2 separate regions of the Mus musculus genome follow, and region 2 is linked to region 1. The links are chromatin loops, found by intact Hi-C in ENCODE. Cell type or tissue: gastrocnemius. All regions are shown on one strand. Links, peaks and the distances in the headings refer to the core of each region. The heading gives the core; the rest is flanking DNA. Region 1 has its middle 32 kb from the start of Gm36464. Region 2 has its middle 13 kb from the start of Gm36234.

Region 1 (10,118 bases), core at 1,264-9,263:
GAGATATATAGGTACGACTCCCTATTAGTTCCACAAAAGTGACCTTAATTTCTAAAAATGGTATCAGATGCGAATAAAGTTTGGTAAGATGATTTGTTTTGATTTACTTCATACCACTTATCTTGGAGTTTTCTTCCTACTTTTCTTTAATCTAATTTAGGCAGTAGAATCTTGTGTGCTGGGTTACAGTTTATCCATTACCTTCCCGCCAATGCTGTTCCTTAGAGAGAGATGGGGCTGGGAGATTTGGGCTGTGGATGATAATAAAAAGGCCTGTGGACATGCCTTAAGCCCGTTGCTGTTGTTTCCTGCTTTGTTTAAGCTGACCTCCAAGCTTGAATATCTTTTTTTTTATTGCAGAAATGTGAATTTTTTTTTCACATGCCAGGATGATACCACTGTATATCGGTTAGGAGATGCAAAAGCTGAAATTAAGGATGAAGATCTTCTCTTCTGCAGCTCGGGTGATGATGGGCGTGTTGAGAAGATACACAGCTCTCACCATTAGGGAAAGCCACATTTGGATTACTTAAGGGCTGTGGCTTATAGACACCCCCACCCCGTGAGTGTGTGTTTTGTTTTACATAAACAGACTTCCGCCCAAACTAAAGAATGCTAATTAAGCAAAAAACACGGCCAGATGTTTATTAACACTCTCAGGTTCCTGGGATTTGGAGAATATGCAGTTTTCATGAACTAATTTTAAAAGGGAAACACCTTTATTGGAATAACAGCCAATTATAGTTGCCGACTTTGCCCCTTCTCTTTCTGCTGGTGGAGTTGGGGGAGGAGGGGTCCCACCTAGTGGAGAGATGGATGGCATCTGCCCACATCCTGGCATTGCTGGCTCCGCATACATGCACACCCGCTCATGGGTGTGGCCTTCAGCCACACACCAGAATTGCTCTATGTGGAGTCAGAAACACGCCCATGCGTACCCACAAAACGAACCATGGGTGGGTCTGTCGTCTGGCCCATTTGGTTTCTGTTCTCTCTCTCTCTCTCTCTCTCTCTCTCTCTCTCTCTCTCTCTCTCTCTCTCTCTCTCTCTCTCTCTCTTCCTCCCTCCCCCTCTCTCTCCTTTGCATGATCCATTCCCCTATCTGCCTGGAGACTTTCAGAGAGGACTCTGTAAGACACAGAATGTCTCTAGAATGTCAGAAGAGGGGCTGTCAGGCTTCCTCCACGTGGTGACTTCACTCTTGGTCCTGGACTCAAACCGTGGAGCAATAAAACAGAGCAGCATCATATAACACTCTGTGTTTCATAAGACAAATATTGCCGTATGCATTCTCGTCCCTTGTACTATGTTAACTGTAGAAAGAAATAGAAACAGTTTTAGTGACCCCCTGGGACCTATAAAGGCTATTTCTGAGTCTGAATCTTGCTGTTTAATTTAATCATTTATTATATTAATATTCAAATGGGCTGCATCTTATTAGCTACTGCAAAGATGTTAGTATGTCTGAAATAAATACCTAATTATGCTTTTGAAGAGAGGGCTTCTAAAGACTTGGGTATGTTTGTGCCTAATAGAACAGTTCATTTGCAGGTTTTTCTGCAGAAATCAGCAGTTTGAGGCTTTCTCCCCCCTTCTTTCTCTTTTAAGAAAATAAAAACAGGGATTGAAAATCTGAGCAGAGATTTCAAGAGCAGATCCGGGTTCTCCCAGCTCCCAAGCAGCCTTGAGACTATGGGGTTTTGTTCTCTGCGCCCGGGTGAGCGTCCACTTCCAAATGACCACTGCTCTCAGCTCAATGGCACATTAATACAATTAACTGTTTTAATCAGATGACCATGAAATTAGATATGTTCTTATTCAAAGGGGGGAGGGGAACAAATGAGGAAATATATATTTTGAACCCTATATGCTAATATTTTTTAACATGACGGTTTCATTATTTTCTATCTGCAGTCTCTGGCTTTCTCCCCCCTTTCCTCCCTTCCTCCCTCCCTCCCTCCCTCCCTCCCTCCCTCCCTCCCTCCCTCCCTCTCAATTCCCAGTGCAAAATCAAAATCTTATGTAGGTCATTGATTTTTACATCCACAGACAATGGACACCACCAGCAACTTGCAGATACCAGCCCACCCTGTGTGGAGTTAGGAACCAAGACATAAAGCCACATATGCTCTGTGGGGTGTGTGTGTGGGGTGGGGTGGATGCCCAGCCCTGTGTCTTGGTGAACTGCTCCTGGTGCATCCGAGGCCAGAGGCTGGCAGGATCAGCGGCGAGTCCATTTTGCTAATGCTCAACATTAGCTTCATGAGGATGGATTATGCCGCTGGCATAATATACACAAACGGTGATGATAAATTCTAAACTAAATGTACACACTGCATTTGGTGCAGTGGAGAAATTAGTGGTAAGTGCACAAGTTACAGTCTGAGAAACTCGGAATTACACATCACCATCTTTCCAAAGTAACTGCCACCGGATTCGCCATCACTCTCTCATTTTATTTCCGGAGATTACTAAAATGGTGTGTCTACTAACGCCCAATTATCTGCTTCACAATCATCCCAACCCCCGGCCCCCTAGATGGATGTGAGAGCCAAAGGTTAAAACCCTGGGTCTGTGGCCGAGAGACTTCTAAGGCTGGGAGGATGCCTCTGTTCCCCCTTGCTGACCTCCATTTAACCTTTAAATTGACCTAGAACGAGTTTATTTTCCTTCTTCTCACATGGATGCATGTCCCACGAGAGGGGACCCTCTCTTCCTGGGTGGATAATTATATTGCGGCTGAGATCGCCTTTCAGCTGCACAGTGCTGCTCCCAGCTGAGATGGCCACTGGCACCTCCCTGCCCTGCCTCTCTCCCTCCCTCTGAAGATCTTTGCTATGCACCTCCTGAGTACTGGGTCCCAGCAGGTTTATGGTGCCTGTGTAGTCCCTGGGGATTTGCTATGGAGGTAAAGAACCACGACTGAGCCTGTAGGTGACTGAGGGTCTCTGGAAGCAATGACTGCGGTTCCCTCCCACACATGAGTGTGTCATTTCTGGTCCTCGTTGTTCTAAATGACTTGATTAGTGTATTTCCTGTCTTCTGTGGAAGCTGGCCAACTGGCTCTTCAAGAGTGGGAGAAATCCACAAAGCACTTCTTCAATGGGTGCTCAGCCTGAGCCGAACCCCAGGGATGGGCTCTGCAGGCCCTGCATCCCTAGAAACCCGAAGGAACCACTGCCTTTTGCAATTCAGTCTCCAGCAGCTTATCCCATGCAGGAGGGGAAGGAGGCAGCAGACAGACACAAGCCTATTACCCTAATGGAGTGGAGGCCTGAGTGGAGAAGGCTTACAGGGTGCCTTGTCCCCAGTCCTCAGGCCATCGAGACCATAGCATCTACACCAAAGCTTCCAAGACCAGCTGGGCATGGTAGCAGATCCACTTGAGAGGCAACCAAGGCCGATGGATCTCTGTATGTCTGAGGCCAGCCTGCTATATGCCTAGTCAGGGCCTACCCTTTAACCCCATCTCAAAAAAAAAAAAAAAAAAAAGGAAAAAAGGAGGGAGGGAGGAAGGAAGGAAGGATGGGAGGGAGAGAGGAAGGGAGGATGGAAAGGAGGAAGGGAGGGAAGGGGGAGGGAGAGAGGAGAGAGAGACAGAGACAGACAGAGACAGAGACAGACAGAGACAGAAAGGAAAAAGACCCTAATGCTGTCCCCAGCAGCTGAGACGCTCCCTGGTGGCGATTGTCTGAAGTTCACCTAGAGGCCTTTTCTAGAGTCACTTGTGAGGCATGAGTGGGAAACAGGAAGGATAAAGGACCTTAAGCATGATGAATCTGGGGCGCAGCCTACAAGAGGTGGCTAGACCAGTGCCCGTCTTAGGTTATTCCTTCCTCTCCTGCTGGCTTGGGAGGGCTAACAGGATCCCTACTTCCAGACCTCTTCATTTTCCAGGAAGGGAAGGGCAGCGCGTCCAGCAGCTCACACCTCCAGATAATAACAAAAGCCTGGGCCCTTTCCCAGTCACCTGACCGTACACGCAGCTTATTTCACTTATGGAACTGATTCTGTCACCATCTTCGCTGGTCCTGGAATTTAAGATCTTAATACTAATAATACTAATAAATATTTTTAATGAAAAGATAAAAGATACTAAGTTTATTTGATGATTTTTACAAGGTAAAAATATAGACTCTGATGTTTAAAATTATTAAGAGTTTTAAGACAGTAAAATCAGAGCTTTTACCAGCGAGATGTCACTGTAATTACAGAGCCATGTGTGGTGACAAGTCTCACACACATCCATGCAGTCATCCTGAAGAGACCTTTTTTCTGAGTAAACCCTTGTATACTCAGAACATCAAGTTGCATACCGCAAGTGCTCAATACATGCTGAAGAACAACGCCCCGCCCCCACCGCCCGCCCCGCCCCGCCCCGCCCCGCTGACCTGCCAGGATGGCATGCTCTGTCCCTTCCCAGAAACAAACAAAAACAAACACGACAAACAAAAAAAAGCAAAAATGAACAAAACCAATCAACCAAACAATCAAACAAATGCCAAAAACAAAACCCTGGAAGAAGAGGCTGAGCTGGTGAGGAGCCGGGAGTGTTTAGTTACTATCCCACCCCTAGAGAAGGGACAGATGACCTCTAGTGTTGGAAGTGATGAAGAGCTCCGTGGACCGAGGGTTTGGACAGGGGGAAAAGGGGGTATTTCAGGCACAGGCAACTAGGCAAAGGGGTGAAGCTATGGAGACTGCAATGCATTCTGGGACACACACTGTGGAACTGGAGTGTGGGGCATATACAGGACACAGAGGGAAGTTCTCAGGGCTCTCCGAGGTCCCTCCTTTCCTCTCTGGCTTGTGAAGACTTCCTTTAGCAACCTTCCAACAGAAGTGTGACAGCTGCTTGCTTAGTTCAGGGCAGGAGGGAATTCTTCTCCTCCATTCCCAGAATTTAAGCAAAGGCTTTGCCCCTAGGCCAGGGCAAGGATAGCATGCACATTTTTGCAATCCAGCACCAACAATGAGTTGGGTACTGGTCATTGTAGTTCAGAGATTCCAGGATTCTTTGTTCTGTCTGGGAAGGAAAGTGTGTAGGAGTCTCGGTCAGGGGTCAGTAAGCATCAAATAAGTAAGGTGCTTTGAAAGCAGCAGTACATGAATTTTTTCATCTCTAAACATCCCACAGTGATAAAGGCCATTTCCAATCTGATATCCTGAGAAGTGATGGGAACTAGGTACCAAACCTGACTAGAAGACCGTCCACTCTGGGTTTCAAGAAAGTATTTCTAGAAAACCAGTTTTGGAGTTCTGATGATGTTTCTTTTTGTCACCAACTCGGGGTGGGGTGGGTGGGGGGAGCCTGCGAGCACAACTTTCATTTCTTCTAGTAGCTGATTTCTAAAGAAAAACTGGCCAGACAGTGTCGAAGGACAGTGACTCATGGACAGGCCCTGTCATTGACTTCTCTCCTACGAGGTCAGCTCCCAGGATCCATTGTAGCTTGGCAAATGAGCCCTGGTGGATTCTCTGCTGGCAGCCACCGCACTGGATTATAGATGCTCAAGGGTGCCAGGCCATAAACTGGTTAAAATACATGGGCCATCATTAGTTCAAGAGTTCCCTCCTATTTTCCAGGAGAGTGCAGCATGCCAGAGGGCTGGCTTGCTGGTTGAATTTGGGTGGTCCATGGATTTAGCCCTCCACTTATTTATCCAAACACATTATCTATCCACCAATCTACATACGCATGCATGCATGCATCCAAACTCATCTATACACTTATCATCCAACTACAGACACACACACACACACACACACACACACCCATCCATCTAAACACTCATTCATCAGTCCATGTACATACACATATCCATACATACATACATACATGCACCACCACCACCCCATCTTTCTATTCAAACACACATACACCGTATTCCATACCCACCAGTCCATCCAAACACTCATCCATCCATCCATCCATTAATCCATTTCATCTAAACATAGATCCATCTACCTATTTATTTAAACATACATTGATCCACCAATAGATATTTATCCATGCACCCATTCTCCTTTTCCCCCATGGTGTAAGAGAGTGGGTGATTTATAATGAAGCCTATATTATATGCAATATATCATGAAGGCTTCATACAAGTTAACCAGGCAACCTTGCAATGAGGAGGCCACAGCTCATTAGGAGGGGTGACTATGTTATGAGGACCAAGAGAAACGAACAACATCAGGATAAGACTAAAGAGGAAGGCAAAGATCAGGAAGATGGAGGGAGACAGTGATCAGAAGAAGTGAGACTACCGTTGGGGAATGACTCTCGTCCAACCAATGTGTCTTGAGCATCCACTGGGCCTAGGCCCGAAGATGGAGATGGGCACAGCATCTGTTCAAGAGGCCTGGATCTCACTTGATCCCATAGAGTAGTTGCTAAGTGGGTGCTCCAATTCTTGGGTAATGCTTCTATCTCTAGGGAGGAGTTCCACCCATCTGACACCCAGTAATTTAGGGGAAGCAAGGATAGAGCTTAAAGCAACAGGGAGCTGAGGAAGGGGCGCATTAGAAAATGTTGCCCCTAAACCCAATGAGCCTTTTCACCCAACAGAAGTTAGTCCCCAATCTCTATGGGCTTCCGCAGCTGGCTTCTTTGCATTTCTGTTCATCATCACAGCCTGCCTTTTCTCCCTCCCTTCTCAACTAGATTAGTCTCTCATCAAAGGTCTGGAGGTGGGGGCTGGGGGGGGGAGAGCATTTATGCAGATCAGTCTACATTCGGGCATCAGTGGTTAACCCGGTAATATACACTTCTATTACCCTCCCTGGAATCCTTGGGGGATCAATGTATGGGTTTAACTACCACACACCGACAAAACATAGCTGGGCGGCGTTGCCTTCGAGCAAGCACTGGAGCCTGTGTATATGTTTCTCTCATTATTTGGATGTGCGTTTGAGTGTTATGATCAGTGATTCAGGGCACATGATTCATCAGGAAGACGTTTGCTCGGCAGACATGTGAGGAGCTGTCTGCCTCTTCAATCTCACTGACAGGGCAAAAATGCTGATTTATAGTAAATCATTAAAATCTGCTTATTACGGCGCGGCTTGTTCTTCTTCTCCAGTTGGAGCCTGCAACTTGATCTGCAGCATGTCTCTCACAATTTTATACTACAGCAAGCAGTTATTTGAACAAGAGAGGAACACTCTTTAGTCTTTATTAGTGCCTATGAAAGGATATTTTGTTTAAAGAAGACTAATTAAGAATGCAGACGATTTGCTTGCTCAGTTTAGGGGGGAAAAATAAAGATTTAAAACGTCTAAGAGGAACAAAGAGTTACTGTACTATAACAATACTCCAAAATGAGATTGGGTGCATATTTTAAATAGGCCTGAAATAGCAGTTCCTATGGTGCTGGTGTGTTTGGGTGGTAAAGGGCAGGGAGTGGTCATCTGAGAGGCAGGATCAGAGGAAGGGCCTGAAGGTCTCACATATAAAATAAAAACCGGGGGAAAGGACAGAGCCATTGTTAGGTTCAAGGCCAGTATTGTGACTGTCGGCCTGTGGCTTTAATGACCACCTGGGAAGTGTTATATTTTGAATAGAGAATTTCAGATTTGGTGGCAGCCTTCGAGGGGAGTGTGTCACGTGCTAGGTAAACAAAGAAATAACACAAAGAGGTCTATATTTTGTATGTGTTACTTACAGTATAAAAAAAAAATTAATTTGATGCCTGGGGACAGAAATCCTTGCCACTGAATTACAAAGAAGTGAATAAACGGGCTCAAAATGAATCCATCCAGATCTGTCCCCTTAATAAGACTAATTCCAGAGAACAAAGCACAGCATAATGCATTTTAAATTAAGTTGGAAAATGCATAATTTATATTTGTTTTATTTCTTCATATTTTAACACAGGTGAGTTGCGGAATGCTAAGGACCATGGAAGGGCACGCTCAGTCCACTGTTCTTCACTTAAAAAAAAATGAAAGAAAGAAAGAAAAGAAAAGAAAAGAAAAGAAAAGAAAAGAAAAGAAAAGAAAAGAAAAGAAACCAAAAGGACTACTCCTGGTTCCGGCAGCAAGGGCCGAATAGGACAAGAAAGACAAGCATGGCAAGGAGATCATGTGTGTGGATAAAATCCATTCCCAGGTCTCCTCATACCTAACGCGACACTCAAAACCATAAAAATAAAAATAATAAAAAAAATTTAAAAGCACAAGGAATTAATGGGGCTAAAAACCATGCTTGCTTTTTTTCTCACGTTGGAGAAATCCCTGAACCCTGGTCCTGCATACCCAGCCGAAGGAAGACCCATGGCGAGGCTGTTGCTTCCAGTGCAGGGAAGGAGGGGCTTCCATCTACACACAATTTTTTTTGAGGGATGTGTGAGAAACAAATGTTCTTCTCCCCATCCTGAAATGTCTCCCACTGCCTTCAACCTCTTTCTCCTGCCCCCTTCCTCCCACCCCAGTTGACCCCACATCCTTCTTTCATGGCTCTTACACACAACCATGGTTTTGAGTGGAGTTTCACTTGCTCTTCAGTTTTAGCTTAGCTCCTCTTTTGTTTCCAAGGCCTAGGTCACGAGGAGTACCTGGATGAAGATGGAGCCACACCCGCTTAGGCACCTGCTTAGGAACCTGTTTAGGAGGAGCCATGGAACATCTACTGGGCCACAGCTGCTCAGCTGACTGGCCCAGTCTTCCAAGGCAGGGGAGTGTCAGTCTGCTGTCAGAATAGTGGACCCGATAAAGGTCTCGAACATTTCTGTTTCTGTGTGGAAGCCTGGCTCACATCCATCTTAACTTGTATTTGTCATGGTCCTGCATCATGGCTTTAAAACTTGAACAACAAGCAGGCCCACTCTGAAGCTCACATGTGAACAGGCCTCTATAAGCACCTGGTAAGTCTCAGTTCTAAACACTGTAGAATTGATCTGTCTTTATGAAACAGGACCAGTGTAGCCATAGGACACGGGCCATTAACTCATTGGTGACCATTCAGAAGGCATCACGGTGATATTTTAGCAAGCCTTTTGGACCTTGGCTCCTGTGTCCTATCCCTGGCAAACAGGTAGATGAGCATTCTCTTACACAGGCATCCAGAAGAGGTGTTAGCTGCAGCCTGAATATAAAACATCCTGACATGATCCGGTATCAGAGTGCTGGGTCCTAGCTGACAGCCCTATTGCAGGACATGATGGAGAGTTTAGACAATCAGATGTAGCTGGGGAAAGTAAGTCGCTCAGGGGAAGGTCTTTTTTGGGTTCTAACTCAGTCCCTTCTCCTTGTGCGTCCTCTGTGTGTGCTGAGGGAAAGCATCTCTTCTTGCAGAAACACCACATTCTGCCAAAGCACAACGGCTCAAACAACCATGAAATTGAGCCCTCCAAAACTGTGAGCCCAAACCAATCTTTCCTGTGTAAGTAGTTTTGATCAAGAAACAGAAACAACTTGCCCAGTGTGGTTTGAGGCACTGTTACTGGGACAAAGGGTCCTCCCTCCCCCTAAACTCTTGCAGAAATGTTATCCCCCAGGTCTTAAGAAGGTAGAAGCATAAGCTGCCCATGGTATGTAGAGTCATACCTTTGGGTAGTGAGACCCAGGGAGTGAGACTTTGGTCAAATGGAGACCCAGGGATGACTCCTCATGACTTTATAAGAACAGGGAGAAAGACCACCCAGACGGAGACTCCCAAATTTCATAAATCTTGCCATATTTTGCTCCTTAAGCTCTGCCAGCAAGAAAATGGTCATGACAAAGGCCCTGACACCCCCAGTTCCATGAATCCCAAATAACCTATTTTCTTTATAAAGTAGCTTGCCTCCAGTTCTTTCATTATAGTAATGGCAAAGCTGACTAATACAAGTGCTGACTTCTAACATGCTAAGGCTACCTGCCTCACTCTCTGGAAGGTTAGGTGAACTGCTGCTTAAAAATAGGCTATTCCAGCTGGCAAGGTCTGGAGAGCTGGTAAACACGCATGAGTGATAAACTGGGTGTCTTTTTATATTTTTACTCCTGCCTGATCTTGAGAGTTGATTGACTGCTTTGGATCAAGTCCTGGTTCTCTTTCCTAAGCTCTGGTGATGCGTGCCAGCTATCTGACACTCTGAGTGAAGGTTACCTGGTACTTCCTGAGCTTGCTAAGTCACGTG
Region 2 (10,118 bases), core at 914-8,913, 1.1 Mb before region 1:
ATAGTGGCCTTTATAGTACATAATGAGTTTCAGTGAGCTAGCCTCTGAAAGGCTTTTTTTTTTTTCCTCCATCATTAAAACTAAACTCAACATCTTACTCTTAAACATAAATGTAGCTAGAAGCATAAACACTGAGTCGTTTCATTTTATGATCCAAAGTCACATCGGAGGGAAGAGGAAGGAGTAGGGCGAGTTCAGAACAGCTGGAGGGACAGGGCAAGATGAGGGAAAACCGGGGGCCAGGGTAGGGAGTAACTGAGCAGCTTGGCATGGGTGAGGACTTCCTCATCTCAGCCTCTCTCTGGCTTGCCTTTCACAATGGGAATGCTGGCAGGTGTATGGGGCGTCTGGTTGCTACAGAATCGAAATAAGTTACATACAAAGGTGGTGATGCTCAGGTCAATGGAGCAGACTGAGATCAACAAAGCCTCAGCATTTCCTGCCTGCTAAGACAAGGGGAATATTCTGGAAGGCACTGGAAGTGAGGAAGTGAAAATGGTTTCTGGGAAAGACCTGACTGCATTCTGGACCATCCACATTTGTGTTGATGAGTTTTATATCAGCCTGAGTCATCTGGGATGTGGGATTTGAAGAAAGAAGACTGGCCTGCAGGCCAGTCCAAAATGCATTTTATTGATTGAAGATTCCTATGGAAGCACAGTCCATTGTGGGCAGGTCCACCCTAGGCTGGTGGTCCTGGGTGTTATAGGAAAGCAGACTGAGCAAGCCATGAGGAGCAAGCCAGTAAATAGCACCCCTCCATGGCAGCTGTATCAGCTCCTGCCTCCAGGTTCCTGCCCTGACTTCAGTGACTAAGTACAGCCTGAGTGATGTTGGGTCCCCCTGTAGCAGTGTTTCCTACACACCTTTGTGTTTGTGGTCAGTGGGCTGTACTCCACTGTGCTGTGCTTAGGACTATTCTGTCCCTCAGCTACGACTGGAGTCCTGGGGATTTTGAGGTGTTCCTTACCCACAGGAACCCCGAAGGGATGAAGTTAGAGGTCAGATGACCCCTTCCCAGTGAAGATGACAAAAGCCAAAGTTCTTGGGGCCTCAGACATGTCAGCATTCCTGTGATCTCTGAGCAAAGATTGTCAGAGAGCTGCAGGGTGGATCTTGTAGCTGTAAAGCCACTGGAAGGAGAAGAAGAAAGGGAAAGGGAAAGGGAAAGGGGAAGGGGAAGGGGAAGAGGAAAAGGGGAAGGGGGAAGGGGGAAGGGGAAAGGGGAAAGGGGAAAGGGGAAAGGGGAAAGGGGGAAGGAGAAAAAGGGGGAAGAGGGGAAAAGGAGAAGAGGGGAAGAGGGGAAGGGGAGGTGGGGAAGAGGGGAAGAGGGGAAGAGGGTAAGAGGGTAAGAGGGGAAGAGGGGAAGAGGGGAAGAGGGGAAGAGGGGAAGAGGGGAAGAGGGGAAGAGGGGAAGAGGGGAAGGGGAAGAGGGGAAGGGGAAGTGGGGAAAAGGAAAAGAAGGGAAGGAGAAGAAGGGGGAAGGGGAAGAGGGGAAGGGTAAGTGGGGAAGTGGGGGAGGGGAAGAGGGGAAATGGGGGAGGGGAAGAGGGGAAGAGGAAAAGGGGGGAAAAGGGGAAGGGGAAGTGGGGAAGAGGGGAAGGGGAAGTGGGGAAGAGGGGAAGGGGGAAGGGGAAAGAGGGGAAGAGGAAAAGAGGGGAAGAGGAAAAGAGGGGAAGAGGGGAAGAGGGGAAGGGGAAGTGGGGAAGAGGGGAAGAGGAGAAGGGGAAGAGGGGAAGAGGGGAAGCGGGGAAGGGGAAGGGGAAGGGCTAGGGCAGGAAGCAGAGGGAGGCCAGGAGTGAGCGGGAGGCTGCCTTTCCTGGGAATCTTCAGACACGTGTTCCCTTAGAAGACAATTGTTGGCAGGATTTTATATGAAATGCTGAAATATCTCCTCTTCCCACAAAGAGTTGTATTATTTTGAGTATAGAACACATTAAAAATATTCTTCCAAAATATATAGCAACATATAAATCTTATTTTGTACCGAACTGCTATACAACCCAGTTGCATCACGCCTGGGTATGTACCCAGAGGAATCAAAGAGAACACAGCACAGAGATGCCCCCCACACCCATGCTTATCCCAGAATGCACAACAGCTGAGACGTGGACCCAGCCTGATGCCCACCAACACACAAAAGCATAAAGAAAGTGTGGTGTGTGCACATGGTGGAGTTTACTCAGCCATCAGGAAGAATAAAGCAATGTCATAGGCAGAGAGAGGAATGGACATAAAACAAGCCTGATGTGGAGAGACAAATGCCAAATTCCCTCTCATACACAGAACCTAGATTACCTGAATAAGGAAAGAGAAGGGGACACACTGGGAAGAGGGAAGGCGCCAGTAGGAAGGAGGAAGGAGCTGGAGAAGGCAGCGGGGCTGAGCACGAAAGAAATGCTGCACTTGCAGGACTGTCACAATGGACTCATCATTTAGCAGGGAGGTGATGGTGCACGCCTTTAATCTCAGCACTTGGGAGACAGAGGCAGGCAGATCTCTTAGAGTTCGAGGCCAGCCTGGTCTACAGAGTGAGTTCCAGGACAGCCAGGGCTACACAGAGAAGCCAGGACTTGGGAAAAACAACAACAACAATAATAGCAACAATAACAACAAAACTACTACTACTACTACTACTACTACTACTACTACTACTACTACTACTACTATCAGTTTGTATAATGAGTGTGTGGTAATAAAGCAAACCAATTTTGGTGGGAGGAGTTTGAGGCCACAGTGGGTGCTGTTTGGAGTGTAAGGACTAGTGGCTCTCCTCGGGAAGCTTACGGGAAGGTGCGCGAGTCACGTGGGTTCTGTTTCTTCCTCTAAAGCATAGTGCAGCTTCTGTATGTGACGCCCCCTTCTGCTGGTGCTCCAGGTCCCCTGCTTCTCAGGCTTCCATCTGTTTACTATCCATTCACCTGTCTCTTTGTCTGCTAAAGACACACTCACTTGCTCATTTGTGAATTCATTGGCTTGTGAATGAGCTAACTTCCTTCCTTCCTCTCTTCCTCCCTCCCTCCCACCTCTCTCCCTCCTTTCTTTCCCTCCTTCCTATAGGTGTGTGCCACCACAGCCATCCATAAACCACCACCACCTTCTTCTTCTTCTTCTTCTTCTTCTTCTTCTTCTTCTTCTTCTTCTTCTTCTTCTTCTTCTTCTTCTTCTTCTTCTCCTTCTCCTTCTCCTTCTCCTTCTCCTTCTCCTTCTCCTTCTCCTCCTCCTCCTCTTCCCCCTCCTCCTCCTCCTCCTCCTCCTTCTCTTCCCCTCCTCCTCCTCCCCCTCCTCCTCTAAAGGCAATAGCATGCTTAGGGATGGCTGTAGTGGTGTTTATCTCTCAGTACTGAGGCAGGAGGACTGCCATGAGTTTGAGGCTAAGCTTGGGCTACATAGCGAGTATCAGGCCAACCTAAGATTACATAACAAGACCCCTTTCTCAAAGTCAACCACTGGGCTGGAGAGATGGCTTAGCAGTTAAGAACACTCCCTGATCTTGCAGGACCTGGATTCAGTTCCCAGAACCCACATAGAGTAGTTTAGAATCATAGGTAGCTCTAACTCCAAGGCCCCCGATGCTATTCTGATCTTTGAGGGAACTGCATGCATGTAGTGCACATACATACACTCAGGTACATACATGTACTCATGAAACAAGTCTCTAAAACAATGCAACAAACAAAAAACGATGCTGACTGGCCCAGCCAGGTGGGTTGGTTCTAGCTCACTATTGGTCAGTAGCATTCATGGGTTTGATGGTGTCTGCCAGAGGGAATTAGCAGTGCTGGCTGTAGGTTGGAGTCTGGGAAACAGTTTTCAGGGGAGACAGAGATATTCCCATTGACCTAGAGAACCCCTTTTAGGATATCATGTGCTCAGGATATGATGGCAGATGATGAGGACCCAAGTGATCAGTGTAGGTGTGCCATGCACCCACGTGCACGCATTTACACACTCCCTGCCTCTCCAGAGAAAGAGACAACTGAAGATGCTCAGGCAGGGAGGGGACACAAGTCCAAGGTGTTACACTCAGCACATAGGAGTGGGGACTGACTGAGGCTTGAGTAGTGGCTAAACTGACCTTTCTTCCACGGAGGATGGAGGGGAGCCGAGGAGAGGTGGGTGGGGGAGGGGAGCTCCTGCCCCTGCTTGGGGCGGTTGTAAGTGGCCACTCTGCTTCCTCCTTCGTTCCATGGGTGTTCCATCTCTCATAGCGTGTTTCAAAAGGCATTAGGGGTCTGCGGAGAAGGCTCAGTGCATAAAGTGTCTGCTGCATTAAGCAGGTTAACTCTTGAGTTCGAATTTCCGGAGCATATGTAAAAAGCCAGGCAGCTGAACACCAGCGGTGGGAAGGCGTGGTCAGGCAGGTCTCTGAAGCTCATTGGTCAGCCAGCCTGCCACGATTTATAACCTCAGGTTCAATGAGAGACCTTGTCTCCAAAACAACAAACCCCAACCAAACAAACAAGATGGAGAGCAACTGAGGGAAGACATCAATGTTCACTTCAGAGCTCCACACCCAGGCATGCATACACATTTGCTCACATGCACATGTGTGGAACCCCGCCTCCCCGCAAAGCGTGTGCATAATTCCTTTAACACACAGTCCCACTCTGAGGGATAGGAAACAACCCTGGGTGGAAACACAGACTACAGAATCCCTCTCACAGCTGGTTTTTTTTTTTTTTTTTTTTGTCTTTTTATTCTAGAAAACATAAAAATGTGCAAAAGCACACACGGGAATATGGCTGTCCCTGTCCACGCTGCCTATCCACAGTAGCTGTGTCCCATCTGTCCTGTTCTCTGGACTATCTGAAGCCATCCTCAGATACTTTTATATTCATTAACAATTAAGAACACATCTCCGAGAGAGAAAAAGCGTACACATCATGGCTTTGGCTCTCTTTGAGGTAAGCCAAGTTTCCCTAATATTTAAGTATCTAGTCAATATTCAAAGTGTCTTGCCTGTCCTCATATCCTTTGCATTCTTTCTGTGCCTGAGTCAGACCAGTTCCACCCACTGCCAGCAGCTGATGTGCCAGAGATTTTAATCTTTGCCCCCCCCCCCCCACTTTGTTTTGATTTGGGGTTTATTCGGTTTTATGGTGAATTCTCCGAGTGGGTGCCCACCATTGTACTCTTGGCCTCTGTGCTTTTTCTGTGTCTCCTCATGTGCTCAAGGTAACTGCATGGGAGTCACAGATACTTCCGTATGTCTTTACATTGAAGTATAACACTCCCTGTGGTGAGAGTTTTGGCTCCTTTAAAACTCTAGTTTGTGTTATGGGGACGTGTTTTTGCGTTCATCCCAGGTGTGGGATGCGGGGCTGCTCCAGACTGTCCGCAGCAGCTAGCTGTGATTGTTTTGTACTGTAGGAAAACCATGTTCTTTGCCAGCTGCAGATACTGAATTCTGGCGACTCTGGGGGAGGGGTGTCCCTCTGAGAAGATGGCTGCTGCTCCCCCCACCCCCGTGCTGCTCCTCTCTCCTGTTTGTCTCCCCCCACCCATCCCCCCCCTTGGTTGCTGATGTTGCAGTTTGCCAAGTGGTTGTGAGCAAAGAGATGAGAAGTTAGGGATGCCTTGATGACGAAGATTGGACTTGCCCCAAGGAACCCAAGCCTCCAGTCAGCAGAAAGCAGTCTGTTTTTGTTGGCTGAAAGCCTGTTTTGTCGGACCCTTTCCCCTCTAACATTCTGTCTCCTTTCTTTTCTTCTTTCTAACCTTCTTTTACTCCTACCTAGTGTTGGGGAATTGGAAAGGATTTGGGTGGGATAAGGTTGGAAGGGAGGTAGAGGTATAAGAACCCAACAGAGTAATTTCAAAAGTATGCCAACAATGCCCACTTAAAAATATAGCCATGCTCAGGAAAGACTGTTAGCCTGTTACTGACTGCTACACATTTAGCATACACACTTTAATTACTTAGTAAAATGTTAAAATTATTAAACTCCAGACATGTAGCTTGGTGGAAGAGTACTTATTAAGCCTGGTTCTACACCTGGCACTGAAAAATGTAAACCCACCTTTAGCATTTGATAAGTAAGCGAAATTGTGCTTTGGCATCACAAATTTGTTTTTCTTTTAGTTTTATGTGTGTGTGTGTGTGTGTGTGGTGTGTGTGTACATGAGAGTGTGCATGCCTGCATGCCTACCTGCCCACCTGCCCACACACAGGTATGCGTGTGGAAACCAGAGGTGGGCTTTGTGTGTCTCTCTGTGTCTTTCTCCTTATTTCTTTTGAGACAGCGGCTCCCACTGAACGAGAAGCTCACTGGTTGGCTAGATTGCTGGGACAGCGAGTTCCCAGGACACATCTGTCTCTGCCTCCCTGGTGCTGCTGGAGTTACAGATGTATGCACAGTGTAGTGCCAAGGAGCTCCCACTGGGCTGCACCACTAGGTCAGAATGCCATGGAAACGGGACCACACTGTATGCAACCTTTGGTAATAGGCCTTTCTCACTTAGTGTATGTCTCCATTTATCCAGGCTGTTGCATGTCTTTGCTGCATAGTATTCTGTGGTATAGATGTTCTTTGACTTTAACACTTGAGGCACCTCTCTAGTCCCTGTGGATGGCAGTTTTAAGTGCGTTTCCCTAATGACTAAAAATGGCGAACTCCTGTTCATTTAGCAGTCGCATTCTCTTTTGTAAGCGGCCTCTTCACATTTTTGCCTATTTTTTAACTGTATTCATTGTTTTCTAAATTTCTTTTTGAGACAAGGTCCTACAGTATAGGCCAGACTGACCTCAAATGCAATCCTCCGCCTCTGTGTATCAGGATTACAGGCCTGAGCTACCATGCCCAATGCTGCTGCAACTTCTCGTCCTCTTCCTCCTCCTCTGCCTCCTCCTCCTCGTCGTCCTCCTCCTCCTTTCTTCTTCTTCTCATTTGATTTTTAAGATTTCTTTCTACAGTTTCAATGGCTTTCTTTACCAGACACATTTTTTTTTTTTGTAAATGTTTTCTTAGTTTGTAGATTATTTTTTCTCCTTTTCACCTTGGTTTCTCATAAAACAATTTGATTTGGTGAATTCCATTATCAATTTTCTGCTTGAGGAATATATTTTTTAGTGTTAAATATAAGGACTCTGCCTGCACCTGTGATTTTTCAGACCTCTTCCTATCTTATGCTCCCTGATAAGAGTTCTAGAGTTTTCCATTTTACATTTAAGCCCATGGGCATTTGAGTGTTCTCTCTCTCTCTCTCTAATAAACTGCAAAACTTAGATCAAAGTTCATGTTGTTTTAAAAACAATTTTATTTATTTTTATTTTATATGCATTGGTGTTTTGACTGTATGTGTGTCTGTGTGAGGCTGTTCGATCCCCTGGAACTGGAGTTACAGACAGTTGTGAGCTGCCATGTAGGTGCTGGGAATTGAACTCAGGTCCTCTTGAAGAACAGCCAGTAAGTGCTTTTAACGGCTGAGCCATCTCTCCATTCCCCAAAGTTCATGTTTCTTTAAAAAATTGTAGATATATAATTTCCCCATCACTATATATTGAGAGGGCTGTATCTTTCCTTCATCAAATTGATGATGCTCTTATTAGAAGTCAGTTATAGCCAGTCTCTTTCTGCACTGTGTGTTACCCCTTTGATCTACAGATCTGGGACCTTCCTGTCAGCATCTCACAGCATTGACTTATTATAGTTACTGAGTGAATCTTGCTATTGAATATAATTATTACCTGTACTCCATTCTTCTTTATCCAAAAATAATTTTAGCTACCCTAAATATTTGGTTTCTTAATAAATTAAAAAATAACATTATATGTGTCTTTACACATAAAAACTCTTTCTGGACTTTGGGTAAGAATTGTGTTTAACTAACTGGCAGGAGAATGAGGAGAAAGGAGTCCTTTGCTACTTTTGTTTCTCAGCCTGTAAACACAGTCTAACTCCCCACCCATTAGATTGTCTTTGGGTTTTCAGTATCATGTAGTGGACCATCCAACTCTTAGAATGCTTTATTTTTGCATCTTAGTATCATTTGTTGAATATTTATATATGTATCACACACTTACTTTTTAAAAAACATTATTTATTTTTTAATGAGTGTTTGCCTGGTGTGTGTGTGTGTGTGTGTGTGTGTGTGTGTGTGTGTGCACCACATGCATGCAGTGCTCTTGGAAGCCAGAAAGGGCATCAGATCTCCTGGAACTGGAGTTTCAGGTGGCTAAGACACCACATTGGTGCGGGAAACTAAATCTGCGTCCCTCTCCAGAGCATCAGCTTCTCTCCATCACAGTCATCTCTTCCACGCACGTGTTTAATTTTGAATGTTCGCATGCTCACTGCCAATAGTCAGGGAAACCCTGCCTTTGGAATGTTTGAACTCTATTCTGCAACTTGCTGCACTCACATGTGGTTCTAGGAGATTGGCGGAGCTTTCGTGAGGTCCTTTACACAGGCAATCATGCTACCTGCAGACAGGGATAACCTCATTCCTCGTCTCTCGATCTGTAACTTTAGCGTTATTTGCTGTTTGCTTTTGGTGTTTGGGACTGGTCAGAACTTCCAGTAATGTGTTAATTTAGAGTCCTGAGTGTGGGTAACTTTCTGATTCACACATAGAGGAAAGATGCCAGCTTTCGCACGCACAAAGGGTTGGCTACAGGCTGTTAATAGATGATCATCAACTGAGTACAATTCTCACTGATCCTACTTTCCACGGAGCATCGTCTTTTTCTGTGATTTCAGTATTAGGGACAACGTGTGTCCAGTGTGGTTGGAATCCCATTATGTGTCTTCATGTATCTGAAACAGTCTGTTTTTGCTAATCTTCCACGGGCAGTCAGCAAGACATGGGGAATATTCTGCTGTCAGGTGGGTTGACTCCTGAACGCTGGTCGCTTTGGTTGACAGTTAAGCCTTTTCGTGTTCTAGGTGACTCTTGGTGTGCTGAGACAGCCTGATGCATTGATTCCCTCGCCACAGTTTCAGCGTCTCCTTTCTGTTCTGCCATTTTCCTGTTTGTTTTATACCTGCTTTGGCTGGCTTTGTTTTCTTCGTGGTTGACCCTTTTTGTCATTATATATTCTATTTCTGTTTCTCTGGTTGGGGTTCTCTGGTCTCTATTTTATCTCACGTTGATGTAAGTCTGCTGCCTCCCTTTGGTTAATGCTTGTGTGACATATCTTCTTCTTTTGTTCCCAGCCTTGATTATGTTGTTATATTTGAAGTGAGTTTCTATTAGATAGTATGTTAGTTGAATCAATCATCTTTTATTGATTAATTCTGTTATCTGAGAAATTCACACTTGCACACAGTGTGTTCAGATTATTCCTCCCTCCTCTTCCTCTCGTTCCCATCAACCTCACCCTAGTCACCATCAGTCCTTTATCAGATTCATGACTTTAGTCTTGTTTTGTGAGTATTAGTTTACCTAGGGTCAGATGTATATATATGGCCACTGGTTTGGAACCAGCCATTGGACCCTGGTGTCGTCTTCAATGGGAGCACAGTGGAAGGACTCCTTATCCAGGAATACATTGGTAACACATAGCCCACCAGTAAGTGTTAAGGCCTCCTGAGCCCGTTCTCCATCTGCGTCTGACTGTTGACTGGCTTGTTCTTGTACAGACCCAGCGTAGGCAGCTGAGCTGCTGCAGACCATGCGTGTGTGCAATGGCTGAGCTTTGCCAAGGAGATGGCATTTTGCTGCCATTCTCCCTATCTTATTTCCAGCCTCTCTTCTGCAGTCTTAGAGGAGATGACATGATCACTTTGTTCAGAACCGACCATGCCTTTAATCAATATAGTTGACATATTTTGGTTTAATGTGATCACTGGCATGTTTGGGATGAATTACACCATTCCTCTCCGTTTGCTTCCTCTTGGTGTCTTGGTGGGTTATTTGGACATCTTGTAGAACTCTATTTTTAATTCATTGGTACTGAGAGTACCTCTGGCCAGTTTCTACTGCTGTGATCAAGCATCATGACCTACAGCAACTTGGGGAGGGGGGAGAAAAAGGTTTATTTTAGTTAGTCTTCTACATTACAGTCCATCACTGAAGGAAGTCAGGGTAGGAAATCTAACAGGGCAAGAATCTGGAGGCTGGAGCTGATGCAGTGTGGCCTTGGAGGTGTGCTGCTTACTGGCTTGCTCCCCCTG

The links. A loop is a pair of places that touch in the nucleus more often than their neighbours do. Peaks named below come from ENCODE experiments on the same cell type or tissue, not always from the same donor. Only the 100,000 strongest peaks of a DNase experiment are listed, where the experiment ranks them.
Region 2: a loop joins it to region 1, with 5 times the contacts of the local background. A loop is called at or near these places in 6 of 42 quality-filtered maps.

Annotation. Positions count from the first base shown.
Region 1 is chr7:36,971,083-36,981,200 of GRCm38, forward strand. No RefSeq gene overlaps it. Among named protein-coding and RNA genes, the nearest start is that of Gm36464, 32 kb to the left of the region's middle. In gastrocnemius, for the core only: CTCF peaks have their summits at 3,689 and 4,601; DNase peaks (open chromatin) are centred at 3,703 and 4,610; H3K4me3 peaks cover 474 bases.
Region 2 is chr7:35,904,898-35,915,015 of GRCm38, forward strand. No RefSeq gene overlaps it. Among named protein-coding and RNA genes, the nearest start is that of Gm36234, 13 kb to the right of the region's middle. In gastrocnemius, for the core only: no CTCF peak of the experiment used is centred there; a DNase peak (open chromatin) is centred at 5,582.